Regions from separate parts of the Homo sapiens genome. Here regions 2 and 3 are each linked to region 1. The links are chromatin contacts, found by Hi-C or POLR2A ChIA-PET in ENCODE. All regions are on one chromosome and are shown on one strand. The core of a region is the stretch at or near the end of the contact, and the rest is flanking DNA. Distances in the headings are between cores, read along the strand shown. Region 1 holds the start of GLO1 (glyoxalase I). Region 2 holds the start of BTBD9-AS1 (BTBD9 antisense RNA 1). Region 3 overlaps DNAH8 (dynein axonemal heavy chain 8).

What was found. A loop is a pair of places that touch in the nucleus more often than their neighbours do. ChIA-PET counts read pairs that join two places held with the same protein, here RNA polymerase II (POLR2A). Pooled maps may share reads with other maps.
Region 2: a loop to region 1 is called in a pooled map, with 2.2 times the contacts of the local background. The contact joins the promoter of BTBD9-AS1 here to the promoter of GLO1 in region 1. A Hi-C loop is called at or near these places in 3 of 50 pooled maps. POLR2A ChIA-PET finds 5 or more read pairs at or near these places in 4 of 52 experiments (A673, WTC11, activated CD8-positive, alpha-beta memory T cell and 1 more).
Region 3: a map of endothelial cell of umbilical vein shows a loop between it and region 1 (2.3-fold over the local background). The contact joins the enhancer-like site here to the promoter of GLO1 in region 1. A Hi-C loop is called at or near these places in 1 of 168 maps with a recorded cell type or tissue (endothelial cell of umbilical vein) and 5 of 50 pooled maps.

The regions. Positions count from the first base shown.
Region 1 is chr6:38,700,135-38,705,055 of GRCh38, reverse strand. GLO1 (glyoxalase I) reads left to right here and starts at 1,911. Exons shown (of 6, transcript NM_006708.3): 1 at 1,911-2,085. The coding sequence starts at 2,002. RefSeq lists enhancers at 1,635-1,794, 1,975-2,074, 2,095-2,144, 2,177-2,769.
Region 2 is chr6:38,479,133-38,484,053 of GRCh38, reverse strand. It overlaps BTBD9-AS1 (BTBD9 antisense RNA 1), which reads right to left and starts at 2,458. Exons shown (of 2, transcript NR_144472.1): 1 at 2,268-2,458; 2 at 1,527-1,987. The region is part of intron 6 of BTBD9 (BTB domain containing 9); the gene reads left to right.
Region 3 is chr6:38,874,585-38,879,505 of GRCh38, reverse strand. DNAH8 (dynein axonemal heavy chain 8) reads right to left here. Exons shown (of 93, transcript NM_001206927.2): 53 at 3,678-3,915. Among named protein-coding and RNA genes, the nearest start is that of DNAH8-AS1, 76 kb to the left of the region's middle. Within about 2 kb of position 2,890, at least 2 of the 41 ENCODE cell types and tissues checked have a DNase peak (open chromatin) inside an H3K27ac peak, as active enhancers do.

The DNA.
Region 1 (4,921 bases), core at 662-3,161:
CCAACATGGTGAAACCGTGTCTCTACTAAAAATACAAAAATTAGCCAGCATGGTGGCAGGTGCCTGTAATCCCAGCTACTTGGGAGGCTCAGGCAGGAGAATCGCTTGAACCCAGGAGGTGGAGGTTGCAGTGAGCCAAGATCACACCACTGCATTCCAGCCTGGGCGACAGAGGAAGACTCCATCTAAAAAAGAAAATTAATGCAAAAGAAGACAATTTGGGGGTCTTTTCAATAATTCAGTGGTAACACACAGTATATGGAGAGTTTGTGTATTGCTCCAATTCCCGAGTTTAAAAGGTTTAAGGTCTAGTTCCATATAGAAGTCCTGCAGTTCTAATAGACTGTGTTTTGATGAAATATCCTCAGTAAGTTAGTATGAGGTATGCACAACATTTCTGCTGAAATCCTTATCCTGCCTATCATTTTGCAGTGGACATCCATGGTTCAGTTTGCCTGGCAATCCTCCCTTCTCATAAGAACATCATCGCTCTTCTTTTAGGGAACTAACAGATCCTCCCCAAACTCCAATCAGGTGGTCCTAATCCAGGTTGCCAATCGCAGTGCTTCAATCACAGGAGTAAGCACAGGTCCTAGGCCAGGCCAATCACAGCTCCTTCTTGGATTTTCCAATTTGATAAAATCCAGGCTGGCTGGATAAAATCCAGAGGGAGAGTTTACTCCCACTCCTAGTGAGAGAACAGCTGCCAAATTTCTAGTCTTATGGAGCTGGTGTCTGACAAACTGAAGCTGCGATGCAGAAAAAAGCTGAGATGAGAGACGGGGACATCTTGGTGGTGGCCAGGTGGCTAGTGCCATATACATCCCTGCCCAACCTCATTTTGGTTAGGTGAGCACCAGTCATTCCCATTTATTCTTTTAACAACAGGAAGTATTTAATGAGCATCTACTATTATGAGCCAATCATTGAAGACACAGTGATGACTAAGCCTTCCAGTGAACACAAAATATATATTAATGTAAAAAGTACTGCAAGTTATGGACATTTGGAACCTAAGTAGGCAAACCATGACTTAAATCTCATTTAGGCTGGGCACAGTGGCTACACCTGTAATCCCAGCACTTTGGGAGGCTGAGGCGGGAGGGTCACTTCAGCCCAGGAGTTGAGACCAGCCTGGGCAACATGGTGAAACCCCCATCTCAAAAAAATACAAAAATTAACTGGTCTTGGTTTTGCAGCCTGTAGTCTCAGCTAATCGGGAGGCTGAGGCCAGAGGACAGCTAGAGCCCCGGAAGTCGAGGCAGCAGTGACTGCAGTAAGCTGAGAGCACACCACTGCACTCCAGCCTGGGCGACAGAGCGAGACACTGTTAAAAAAATTAAAAAAAAAAAAAAAAGAAAGAAAGAAAGAAAAGAAAAAAGAAAAAGGAAAAGAAAACTTATTTAATTCTCAACAAATCCTGTTAGGAAGCTCAGAGAGGGTCAGTAATTATTGCAAGTTTCTAGCGCTAATATATAGCGGAACCAAGACTTGAACATAGGTTTTCGACTCAACAATTGTTTTAATTACTCTGCGCTGCGTAAACTGAGAAACCTCTGAATCCTTACAATTTTAAAAGAACAACTTACAGTTTTCAGTTTCCATCAGATTCCAATTTTCTACCAAATTGCAGCCCTGAGGTATGAATGGTTACCAAACTTTAGTTAAACAAACAAAATTAGCTCATTAAGTAACAGAGAAACCACTCTGCCCAGCCTGCATTTTTTTTTTTTTTTTTGTATGAGTTTGCCTCCTTTATGCGCAAGGCTCCTTGGGAGTTGTAGTCTGAGGCATAGTCCTGTGGGTGGAGGCGCTGACTCACTGGGACCCAATCAGCAGAGAGTCAACTTGCTCTCCGCGCAGCGATTGGCTGGAAGTCAGCGGTCTCCCGCCCGCGGCGCCATCGCGCCATTCCTAGTTAAGGCGGCACAGGGCCGAGGCGTAGTGTGGGTGACTCCTCCGTTCCTTGGGTCCCGTCGTCTGTGATACTGCAGCGCAGCCATGGCAGAACCGCAGCCCCCGTCCGGCGGCCTCACGGACGAGGCCGCCCTCAGTTGCTGCTCCGACGCGGACCCCAGTACCAAGGTGGGCACAGGACCGAAGGGAACGGCTCCCCCAGCTCCGCTGGGCCGGGACCGGGCCGCATTCTATCCAACCCCATCCCGCCGCCGCTGCAGGTCCGCCGGCCTCGGGCGGACGGGAGTGTGATGGGAAGAGGGATAATGGTGTTTGATGGGGCGATCGTGGGGCCCGCGAAGTGTGGAGGGGATCTGTTGCCTCAGCTAGTTTCAAAGACTGCGACCCTGTTTTGAATTGGCTTGTTTATGTTGCGACGGTGGCTGGAAGCCAGGCCAACCCAGGGTCAGCTTTCCCAAATCAGTCGCCAAGGCCCACGAGAACAGTAGTTTCAGAACTCCCAGAAATAGGTTCAAAGATGCCTGTCCTGTACCAGTCCTGCCCAGCCTCGTTTTTCCTTACCACCCTGACTGCAGTCTTAACTCCTGCAAACTAATTTGATCGCTCTAAGTTTAACCGCGCCCAGAATTTCACTTTTGCTTGCTTGGCCTTTGCTGTGGGTCACAACAGCCCTTCTTGCCTTCCTCATCTTCGTGGGGCCCAGGAGAGATTACAGAATCATAGAGTTTGGATCTGAAAGGAATCTTAGAAATTCCTTCTCTTACCCTCTCGTTTTACAGTAATGACCCAGTAAGAGAAATGACCTGTTGCATACAAAGGCTTTCACTTACCGAACATGTCTTTACTGGGTAAGAATCAGTGTAACTCACTCAGGTGTGGTGTTTCGGTTGCCTTGTTAAGATCAGACACAGTTGGCGGGCGCGGTGGCTCACGCCTGTAATCCCAGCACTTTGGGAGGCCAAGGCGGGCGGATCACGAGGTCAAGAGGTAGAGACCATCCTAACACGGTGAAACCCCGTCTCTACTAAAAATACAAAAAAATGAGCTGGGCGTGGTGGCGGGTGCCTGTAGTCCCAGCTACTCGGGAGGCTGAGGCAGGAGAATGGCATGAACCCGGGAGGCGGAGCTTGCAGTGAGCTGAGATCGTGCCACTGCACTCCAGCCTGGGCGACAGAGTGAGACTCTGTCTAAAAAAAAAAAAAAAAAAAAATTCAGGCACAGTAACCGCTGTTTATTCCAGTGAAGTCATCAGTGTCTGTAAACACCTTTGTATTTATTTATTTGACTACATCATTTGTAAATTCCTTGAAGATTGAATATGTGCTTCGTGCAGACCTTTAAAAGGGGTAGATAAGTGGTCCATGACTCTGGTCCCTGCTTGTTCTTTACCTTCAGGGCAAAGAGTCAGACACATCTCATTGCTAAAACTTTTGACTAGCACCTGGTACTTGGCTTAGGAAAAATGTTAGTCATTGCAAAATTAAGGGGGAAGGTAAAAAAATTCCGTCATGCCCATCTCACTTGTATATCCCTTAATATTAATACCTGGTTTTTTCATATAATGTAAATTGAGTCACTCAGTGTAAAGTATTTTCCCAGATAACTAGGGGTTTTATGTAATGGGGTTTTCAAATAAAAAGGATTCCAGGGATATCTTTATAAAATATACTAAGTAAATGTCCTTGCAGCTTAATTTACATTCCACAGTATCTAAATTTCTCTTGATGATTCGGAGTAATTAATTTTGAGATCAGTAATTTTTGGCCATGGGAGACATAAAATGGAATACATAATAATAGCTGGTATATATTGAGTGTGCCAGGCCCTGGCTTGGTATTTTAAGTACATTGTTTAATTTAATCCTAACAACAACCCTATGAAGAAGGCATAATTATGATCTTCATTTTACAAATAAGGACACTCAGGCACATAGAGGTGTTGAGTGATTTGCCCAGGGAGGACCCCACACTTCCAACCTCCACCCTGTTCTGCTTCTGGGGTGCTGACTCCAGCAGTAATTTTGGAATTTGCCATAAAGGAAAATAAAAAACCTCAATGAAGGCTGGGTGCAGTGGCTCATGCCTGTAATCCCAGCACTTTGGGAGAGCGAGGTGGGCAGATCACCTGAGGTTAGCAGTTCGAGACCAGCCTGGCCAACATGGCAAAACTCTGCTCTACTAAAAATACAAAAATTAGCTGGGCATGGTGGCGGGCACCTGTAATCCCAGCTACTTGGGAGGCTGAGGCAGGAAAATCACTTGAACCCATGAGGTGGAGGTTGCAGGGAGCCGAGATCATGCCACTGCATTCCAGCTTGGGTGACAGAGTGAGACTTTGTCCAAAAAAAAAAAAAAACCCTCAATGAATTAAATTCAGTTTGATCACTTGATACATTTATGCTATATGTAAAGAAGATGGTAAGTACTTTGGGGATACTGGGATAAACAAGATGAGGTTCCCTCCCTTCACCAACTTATATCAACTCTAATATACAATGGACCTGGGGTTAGTGTGCTATTGAAATATAAATCACCCTGAGAGCACCCTGGGAGGTAGAGGTTTTTAAAGGTAGCATTAGTGGAATGGGGTATGCACAGGGTATTTGGAGCCTGAAGACCTGCATTTGAATCCCCACTTCTGTTGTTGGCTGCAGTGACCTTGCCAGGGCACTTGGGCTCAGTTTGTAGAAGGAGCATAAAGATATCTCAGAGAGCTGCTATGAGGATAAAATGACATGTATTATGTTCTCTAAACTATGAAGAGTGATACAATTCAAGGTTGTATTTCAGCTGTGGGGATCAGGGCACACATCAAAAAGATGGTGGTGATGGGCCTATGCCTTGATAGATTGGGTAGGATTCCAGCAGAGTACATGGGAAGGCATTCTGATGAAGGAAACATCTTAGCAAAAATGTGTTTTGATACGGGGGGAACCCACCCCAATATTTCAACGTAGGTTCTTTCTATTTTCCATAAGTATTGGCCAGCTGAGAAATAAAGAGTA
Region 2 (4,921 bases), core at 1,209-3,708, 220 kb after region 1:
AACACTGTGCCTGGAAGTAGACATATAGCAGTAAACGAGATTAAGTTGTTGCTTAACGCAGTTTACATTGTAGTAGGAGAGAGAGAAAAATGAGATGTAAAGAAATAAATGTGATACTGACTAGTCATAGTTTGACAAAATTGGAATGGGGGAATAAGCTAGCCAGTGGTTGAGTTTGGGGAAGGAGCACTTGAGCAGAACGGTCAGGGAAGGCCTTTCTGAGGAAGTGAGTTGAGCCAAAACTTGAATTACAAGAAGTTGGCTTGGCTATGCAGCAATCTAAGGGAGAAGTGTTCCAGGCTAGGGAACAGCAAGAGTAAAGGCTGTGAAGTAGAAACTAGCTTGGGGTTTTTGAGGAACAGAAAGAAGGCCATGTGTTTCTGAAATCTGGTGGGTAGATAGTCTGTAGGGTGTTGGGAGGAAGGTATGTTTAGCAATGAGGGCAGACAGATAGACAGGAGCCATGTCCTACAGGGACTTGATAGTGTCGAATTCTAAGGATGATGGGAAACCATAGAAGGGTTTAAACCAGGTGATGGTAGTTGAGATTTTTGAAAGATAACTCTAGTGTGATCTAGTGTGAGAATGGACTATAGGGAAGACCAGACAGCAGGTGGGCAAGGAAAAGTGAATACAAGAGACTGGGAAGGAGCTGCCAGTGAGGCAGGAAGAAAACAAGGACAACATTTTCATGGAAGTCTTAAAAAGTCAGTCTTTCGGTATGAGGAGGGGAGATGGGAGAGGGCAGTAGGTAACAGAAAATCGACTCCTGGTTGTAGCAAGATAGAGCTTAGTGGCGTCCTTTAAGAGCCATTTCAGTGGAGTCAAGGGAGAAGGGAATAGAGGCTGAGGGAATAGGGGTAGCAATACATGTAGAAGATAAAGTATCACTGGGAGGGGAAGCAGAGAAATGATGAAGAGGATGGAGGGGGACCTAGGGTCAAGGGAGGATGATGTTAAGGTATGTGTGTGTGTGGACTGGAATGATACCACAGGGAGGGAGGATTTGATAATGCAGGAGAGTGGATCTTTGTAGGGGCCGTGTACCTCATTATGGGAGAGGGGCTGGATCTCTAGCTCAAGGAGAAGATTGACTTTAGGTAGAATTGAGGTTCCTTCTTTTCCTGTAACAGGAGGAAAGGCAGAGTATGTAGAATAGATGTACCCAGATTGAAAGAGGCAAAAATGGAAGCCTTACCTTCATGTTGACAGTGCTTGTGCCTTGGTGGGTCTTTGTGGTATATCATGGCCTCAAGCTCTGTTTTTGCAGGTCCACTGAGTTATTTGTGCTATATATATTCTTTTCCTACCCAGGCCATCTATCTCAGATACAGATCTGTTTACATGTCTGTCTCCCCCACTAAACTGGCATCTCTTCAACAAGAGTAGTTATCTTTGTATCTCCAGACATAGCTCAGTGTTTGGCAAGAACTGAGTTGAAGGAATGACAGCTACATCAGTAGAAAGGACTCATATAACAGCTACACAAACATGCGGTAGAAAGGAAAGTAATTCAAGAGCATGAATAAAATTAAGTGTTTATATCTTAGAATAATTAATATGATTTCTCTCTTTTAAGTGGAATACATTGTTACTGAACACCAGAATTGAGGGGTAGCTAAAAGTAAAAAAAAAAAAAAAAGAAAGAGAAAGGATCACCTCACACCTCACTACCATCTGGAAAGAAGATGAGCTTTTAACAGCCCCTTTCAGTAGGGACGAGTTAGTGCCTGGCATGCTTTGGTGGGAAGCACATTTCTAGGTTCAGGAGAAAGTGAGAATCAAACGTGTCTGGGAAAAGGAGATCCCAGTGTGATCAGCTTGCTTGTGGAAGATTAGCAGGGGTTGGGGGCGTAGAGGGCTTCGGGCAAGAGTAAATGTTAATGAGAGATGGCTTAAGCAGACTTGTGCCCAAACGAGTGAGAACAATTTGACAGGAAGTTCAGTTGAGCATGTGTAGCACTTCTCCAAATGCTTTCTTCTTGGACTGGGAAGAAACACAACAAAACAAAATAGTTACTTTCCCCTTCAACATTATACAGCACATCCTAAATGAAACATGACTTTCTGAGTTACAAGCTGCCCCTGGCAAAAAGGCTGGTTATAATCTCAGTGTGTTCCCTGAAACTAATGTTCCTTGGGCACTCCAGATTTGTGTGACGTACTGTAAGTTATATCCAACTGAACTGTTCTTTTAACTGCCTGCATTAAGCATCATCAAATAAGTTGCGCTGAAAGGAACCACCTGAATAAAGAAGCTTTTATACCTTTGTAAGTCCTCACTGCATGACCCTAGGTCACTGCTGTTGAACTTGGGAGCTTTCTCTCCCACTTTTCACTCTCTTGCCTTTAATGGATGGGGGTCTCCACACCAGGTTTTCTTTCTCTCTCATCTGCCAGGTGCTAGCAAATGGTGCTGCCAGCCTCATTAGGGGAGAGGGGGTAGTGTGGAGGCAGGCACTGGCCCCTCCCTCATGTGCCCCGCTTCCCAGAGGCCTATGGGATACCAACTGAAAAGAGGTCGTGAGCAGAGCTGCTCACCCTGGAATTCATTTTCTCTAGACTCATTAAAATGCTGCCTTCCTATCTCCCTTGGATTTTTACTTTTCAAAACACTTTACGATGTGCGGCCTCATTTTATTTTACATTAAGCTGACAACCTAACATCTCACCAAGTATCAACTGGGAATACAATTTTGCACTCACTGTGCTGTGCCATCTTGCCAAGTTTTGTCTTTGTTACTCAGCTCTCATTCAGAAAGGAATTAATTTGAATTATATGATGCTATGGTTGTCTCCTTGAAGAAGGGCTAGATTCCTGCACACCTTGGGAAAGTATCTATCTGTGAATGTACTTGAATCTTCCAGGTTATATGCCATTCTTCTCTCTTCTTTCCCTTTCACATCATCATGGGCTCCTCTCACGTTAGAATAAACCTTTCTGTTTTGCCTCTCCCTACTCAATGGGATTTCCATTGTTTCTGTCTTCACTTCCTTTTACCTGGGAGAAGCTGATACTGATGGAAAGGCATTTTTGAGTCTAGATATAAAGCTCTTTGTTTAAAGAGCATTTTTAAAAGAAGGGAATTTTTACATTGCCAAAGGTACCCAGGTGTTGCCTTCCTTCCCCATGAGGATTTTGCACAGAGCGCACATTCATACCCACTATCTCTTAGTGTCAGCCTGTGTGATGGCTATATGCTGTCTACCAACACTACAGTCTGTTTGGGAAGCGCCAAATCTTGGGTAGGCACTGGATCTAAAACTGGCACTGGAATCATCCACTCAGAGGAAGAAAGATTGAGGTCAGGTGGGGAATAAGACAGGCAAGTTGTCAGGCTTCTTTTCAGATGGTTCTCAGAGTACACTTCCATTACTTAGAACAGTGGGTTTGGTGGGGGGTTTTGGCGTGTTCTATAGCTGAGCTACAAGCAAAATTAGAGCTTTTTACTTATATACTACTTTGCATGGAGGTAGTCTCAGGGTCCCAGTTACAGCACTGATTTCTTGAAAAGAGTTTGATGTTCTGGCCCATGCTTAATTTAAATGAGAGGCTAAAAGCAGATTGTGTAACCCACCAATGCCCATTTGACAGGACTTGCACCAATCTGACCTACACTTTCATAAGAGCTCCTAAGCAGAGTGCTGTACTGTGGGTCTTCTGCCTTAACTCCAGGAATGGCAGAGATGAGCTACTGTTTATTGAGCACCGACAAAGGAGAGGTACTCTGAGTGTTGAATGCATGCTGTCTCTCAGCCCACAAGAGCCCTGCAAAGGAAGTGCATTGCTCCCCGTATTTATGGATGAGGAAGCTGAGTATCAAGAAGCTTGCTCAGAATCATGCAGCTAGCAAGGAGCAAGGCAGGGTTTCAGAGCTACGTTTATCTGTTTCCAAAGAGTACACTCTCCCCTCAATTCCCAGTAGTACTTCTCCAGTAAATCTTAAGTATTGTATTGCTTTTTTCCCTTCTATTTCTCTTAGCAGTCTATAGAAAAGAGCGTTTATTTAAAGATTTTAGTGCTCATCTGGGCATAGTGACTCATGCCTGTAATCTCCACACCTTGGGAGGCCGAGGCAGGAGGATCGCTTGAGCCCAGGAGTTCCAGACCAGCCTGGGCAACATGACGGAACCCTTTCTCTACCAAAAATACAAAAGTTAGCTGGGCATGGTGGTGCACACCTGTAGTCCCAGCTACTCAGGAGGCTGAGGCAGCGGGATTGCTTGAGCCCGAGAGGTGGAGGTTGCAGTGAGCCGAGATCACGCCACTGCACTCTAGCCTGGGCGACAGAGCCAGATCCTGTCTTTTAAAAATAAAAATAAAAATAAAAAAAGATTTTAGTGCCCCCTATAACTTGAGGCTTGGATTCTGAAGTGAAAGTTGTTGTTCTGAGAGGTGTTGATTGAGCAGTAGTAATACCAACTACATCAGTGGGACTTGGTGGCCCAGTCACACGGATGCAGTCAGAAAGGGAGTGTTACCTCATAAAGCAGTGATTCAAGCCTGGGCTTGGATTTTAAAATGTTGGAAAGTTGTGAAGAAATGGGATTTTTTTTTTCTTCCAAAGATTGTAATAACTTTGCCATTGTACCATTAACATAGTCACCACCTCATGTTTGTCATGTAACCAATTTATGTTTTTACTAACATTGAGGAAATGATTTTTTTTATGCTTCCTCCTTTCTATCTTTCAATTTTTTCCCATCTACACTGTGTGGATTATCAGATAAACAGGAAGGTCAGTGCTCGCTTAACCAGGGTTTGGCCAGTGCTCAGTGGGTGGGAAGCCGTCGGGAGAGGAGCTGGAGGGGTTGTGTGTCTGAACCCCTGTGCTCCACATTGGGCGCCTGTCAGGTTCCACTGACTTTTCATTGTATATTTGGAAACTCTTTCATAGCCAGAGCAAAGCCCAGGGAAATC
Region 3 (4,921 bases), core at 1,641-4,140, 170 kb before region 1:
ATTCATTTAGATGACTGTTTATGGCTTGCTTAGTTTTTAGTCTTATATGGCAGATTATATTGATCAGTTTTTGAATGTTGATCTTCCATTTCTAGAATAAAAGCCACAGTTGGACTTTTGTATACTATTGGATTTGTTATAATTTTATTAAGAAATTTTCGTCAATGTTCCTGAGGAATATTGGTCTATAGTTTTTTTTGTTTTTGTTTTTTTCTTGGAATGTCTTTCTCTGGTTTTGGCATGAGCATAACACTGTCCTTATGAAATGGGCTGGGAAGTGTTTCTTCCTATTGTACATTTTATATCTTTTGGAAGAGTTTGTGTACAGTTGGTATTATTTCTTCCTTAAATATTTAGTCGAATTCACCAATAAAATCATCTTGGCCTGGTGTTTTTCTTTGTGGGAAGGTTTTTAACTACAAATTCAATTTCTTTAGTAGATATAGGGCTATTTAGGATATCTATTTCTTCTTTTTAAATTTTATTGTAAATTGACAATTTACAATTGTATATATTTATGGGGAACAAAATGTTATGGTTTATGGATACAATATGGAATTATTACAAGCGAATTAACGTATCATGTGGAATTATTACAAGCGAATTAACATATCTATCACCTCAAATGCTTATCATTTTTTTGTGTTGAAAATATTTGAAATTTACTCTCTTAGCAATTTTGAAATGTACAACACAGTTATTAACTATATTCAGCATGCTGTGCAATATCTAGTTCTTCTTGATGATGGCTGGTAGTTTATATCTTTCAAGAAATTTGTCCATTTCATCTTCATTGTCAAATGTGTTCTTGCAAAGTTGTTTCTAATATACTCACGTCATGTTTCTAATGTTTGTGAGGACTGTAGTGATGTTCTCTCTTTCATCCTTGACTATGGTAATGTATGTCTTCTCTTTTGTTCTGATGTCTCTAATAAGAGATTTATTCTTTTTATTGATCTTTTCAGATCCATCTTTTTGTTTCATTGATTTTTTTCTGTTGCTGTTCTATTTTTTGTTTCATTGATTTCTGCTTTGATCATGGTTCTTTCTTCTGCTTACTTTGGGTTTAATTTGCTTTTCTTTTCCTAACTTATTAAGGAAGAAGTTGAAATCATTGTTTTGAGACCTTTCTTCTTTTCTAGTAAAGACATAAAGTGCTGTAAAGTCTCCCTATCGAGAATTGTTATATGACCCAGAATATCTTGGTAAGTGTTTTCCGTGCACTGGAAAAAAATGTATATTCTGCTGTTTTGGGCTGAAGCATTCTATAATTTTGAATTCAGGGTATTGATAGTGTTGTTAAAGTCTTCCATATATTTACTAATTTTGTCTATTTGTTCTATCAATTATTCAAAATATTGACACCTTTAGTATAACTGTGGATTTGTCTTTCTGTTTCTGTTGTTCTCTGACACTTCCTCCTTGTGCAGATTTCTCCTCTCTGGTGCTCTGCCCTGCAAATTCCAGCCACCTTGGCCTCTCCCAAATCAACCTCTGCCTTCTCATTTGGTGAGACAGCCAATTCTATTTGATCTTCCCCTCCCTGAGCTGCTTCTAGAAACTGCATCCATGCAATAAACTAATGCAATCACCTTGTTTCACTTCCCTCGGTGATTTCAGTCCAGTAGTGCCTATTGTCCAATCTCTGAAAAAAAACCGTCTTACACATTTTGTCCAGTTTTCTATATTTTTAATATAAGAGGTTAAACCCAGTCCCCATTACTCCATCTTCGCTGGAAGCATAAGTCTCCTTACTTCATTTTAAATCTATGAATGAAGTCTTCTCCAAAGATGTTAATGTCCATAAAAAAATTAAAAGGATGGATGAAGAATGAGTTAAGAAAGGGCTGGCTAGAAGTCAGCTGAGTGGACATGTTAGGGCCCTAAATAACCACTAAGTGCATAATATCTTAGTTCATTTCGTGGCCACAAAGGCTCGGGCAAATAAATTTCGTCAAAAGTAGTTACTTAGGATGGCAAGACTGAATGCCTGCAACCCCTCAATATTTTAGTCAACAGACCACTTCAGGACCACCTTGAAGAAGGAATATGAGTCTAGATTGTTGTCAACCTTTTGTTAACATCTCCATTAAAAATAAGAAAACATCATTGTCTAAACTTACAGAACCAGTCCTAGCTACTTGGAAGAAAATGTCACAAACATCACTGGACTGCTCTTTAAGAAATGTGGCAATACATATTTTTGATGGCACAGAGGAAGGTAATTATTTTATTGGCTTCCTTATTAGATGCCATCTCAATCCCCTAACCAAGGCTCTGCCATGGTTGGAAAATTGCTGCTGATGAATTTCACTCTCTGAGTAACTTGGGGCCCGGCCTCTGAATAAGGACAAGGCACTCAGAGGGAGGCAATCTGAACCTTTAAACATCATAGAACTCCGGCTGCTCAGAAAGCAGCGCTGTGGAGGAGCTTGGCTCTGGATTCTAAGGGAGTGCATATCTAGATTTAAAGATTCCTTTGTTAGTTTGCATTTTGAGTTAGAGTGCCCTTTTGCCATCTCAAACCTTTAGCAGCATCTAACACATGTAATACAATTATTGGCCTTTCTGGTTAAAGATGGCCCACTGAAAAAATTTATTTATCTCAGTCCCTTTCAAACACAAATTTCCACTTAATCCCCAGTTTTGGTATGATTCTCCCACTCTTAAATGTGCCTGGTGTCCCCAAGTCTAGGAAACCCTCTATTTTACACGATTCAAACAGTAACTCTTTAGTCTTGCCAGTGTGGGGAAGGCCGATTGTCTGGCAGCAGGGCTTTGGAAAGCGGCCCAGGAGGTCTTTTTCTCAAACAGACTTATAACCAGCCCTGTGGTTTTTAGCTCAACTTTTGCCCCAGTTTCCACTTCCTGAGCCCTTTGAATGTCCTGTGACGTGCGCTTCTCAATTACTTCTCAGCTCTTCCCACTGCCAGTGTGCTAAATCGACTGCCGCTTACCTTACTGCTTTCTTGCTTTCAAAATTTGGCTATTGCTGTCTACTCTCCTGCTCCAGTTGTCCTTCAGTTTATTCATTAAAACAAACAAACAAAAGACTATTGCTGTTTTTGAGTTTTTAGGAAGAACCAGAGGTAATTAGAGTTTTTAGGAAGCATATTTTTCCTCTTTGGAACTTTGAAGAATCAGGGCCTGGGCTCTGGATGAAAGCACCAAGTTCAAAGGCATTTCTTTTAAGGAGCAGTGAGCTGGGCCCGGCCATACATGGAAGGCTGGGGGGCTAAGGTGACAGCGCTGGACCTTGAGGAATCTGCTACGTTCATTCTCTACTCATTCTGGCATTCCCAACAGGGGAATTGTGGGGCTGATCCGTTATGTGTATTAGCATGCTTTGCATCATGAAGAATCTGTGTTCTCCACGCTGCTACCTTTCCTATTCCAGCATTAGAAAGTAGATGTTGTACAAGGTATTACTAACTTATTTATGCCAGATTTTACTGAGCCCACTCCAAAAGGAGAAGTCAAGAGTCTCAATATCAGTTTCGGGCACAATTCATATGCAAAATTCCACTCTCTTTCAAATACATGCTCTTTTCAAAATGGTATTAACAATTATGTTTTCATAATTGTTTTAATATTCTCTCATAGAAGAGTTTATGAAAGCTTATATTTTCTCATTTGAAAAAAGTCATTTCATTTAAGGTATAGTTCAGTGGGCTTACCATAATCAGTAACATAAAACTCATACATGGTTTGATTTGAGCCTTTAGGTATTTCTGGTAAGTCCAACTTGCTTTCATGCTGCCGTAAGAAGGCTTCAAGCTTTTCTCTGCTTTCTAATTCCAGAAGGGCTCCTAAACTCCACATTAGGCCAAACACAAATAATTTATGAAGATGTTCGACACAGGAAACACCGCCTTCTTCTTTGGAGGGAATTAACCCTTCCAGAAGATTGAGAGACTGAAAATGTTTCAAATAAAATAAATTTTTAAATTAAAATTTTGAAAATAAAAAATTGTAAATAATAGTAAAATTAAAAGGAGGAAGGAAGAGAGAAGAAAAATAGATATATCTCAAGCTATTGCTTGATCACCGTCCTACAGCCAACAGCACGTAGAAGAAAGGCTATCCTGTTTTAGACAGGCAGCATGGTCTAGCAGAAAGGATGCTGAACTGAAAATCTGCTCCTGTGGTTTCAACCCTCAGCTCATCCCACTGACCTCTCTGAGTCTCAATTTCCTACTGGGAAAGCAAAAGGCCTAGACTCGATGTAAGCAGCTAAGGTAGCTACTGGTTCTAAAGTTAAGTTATCTAAATTTTCCAGATCAAAGATTCTATTTCTTTGTAAAATTTTGCAGGACTTAGCAAACTGTGGCCCTAGAGGCTGGCCACCTGTTTGGTAAATAAAGTTTTACTGGAACACACACACAGTCACACTCATTCACCTATGCATTGTCTCTAGCTGCTTTTGTGCTACAACAGCAAAGCTGAGTGGTTGAGACAGAGAGTTGTGCAAAGCCTAAAATATTTATTAATACTACCTGGCCCTTTAAGAAAAAGTGTGCCAATGCCCTATAGCATCAGAAAGACAAGTACAGTAGGACATCCTCGGTCTTTCAAAACAAAATTACTTCAAAATAAAATATTGTCTTCTATGATCCATTTTAAAGTAATTACTAAATAATTCACTGATTTCGGCCTTATATATTGTTTCTAACCTACCCACAAATGACTGACTCTCTTAACTGAGAATTGAAGCTCTAGAATGTGTAAGGAGAGATCACCTATAGATCAGAATTAGGAGAGCCCTTGAAGATCTATGATTAATTCTGTTTTAACTCAAAGACTAATAAGGAAAACCGAGTAGGAAATAAAGAATGCTGGCTGGGCATGGTGGCTCATGCCTGCAATCCTAGCACTTTAGGAGGCTGAGGCAGGAGGACTGCTTGAGTCCAGGAGCCTAGAC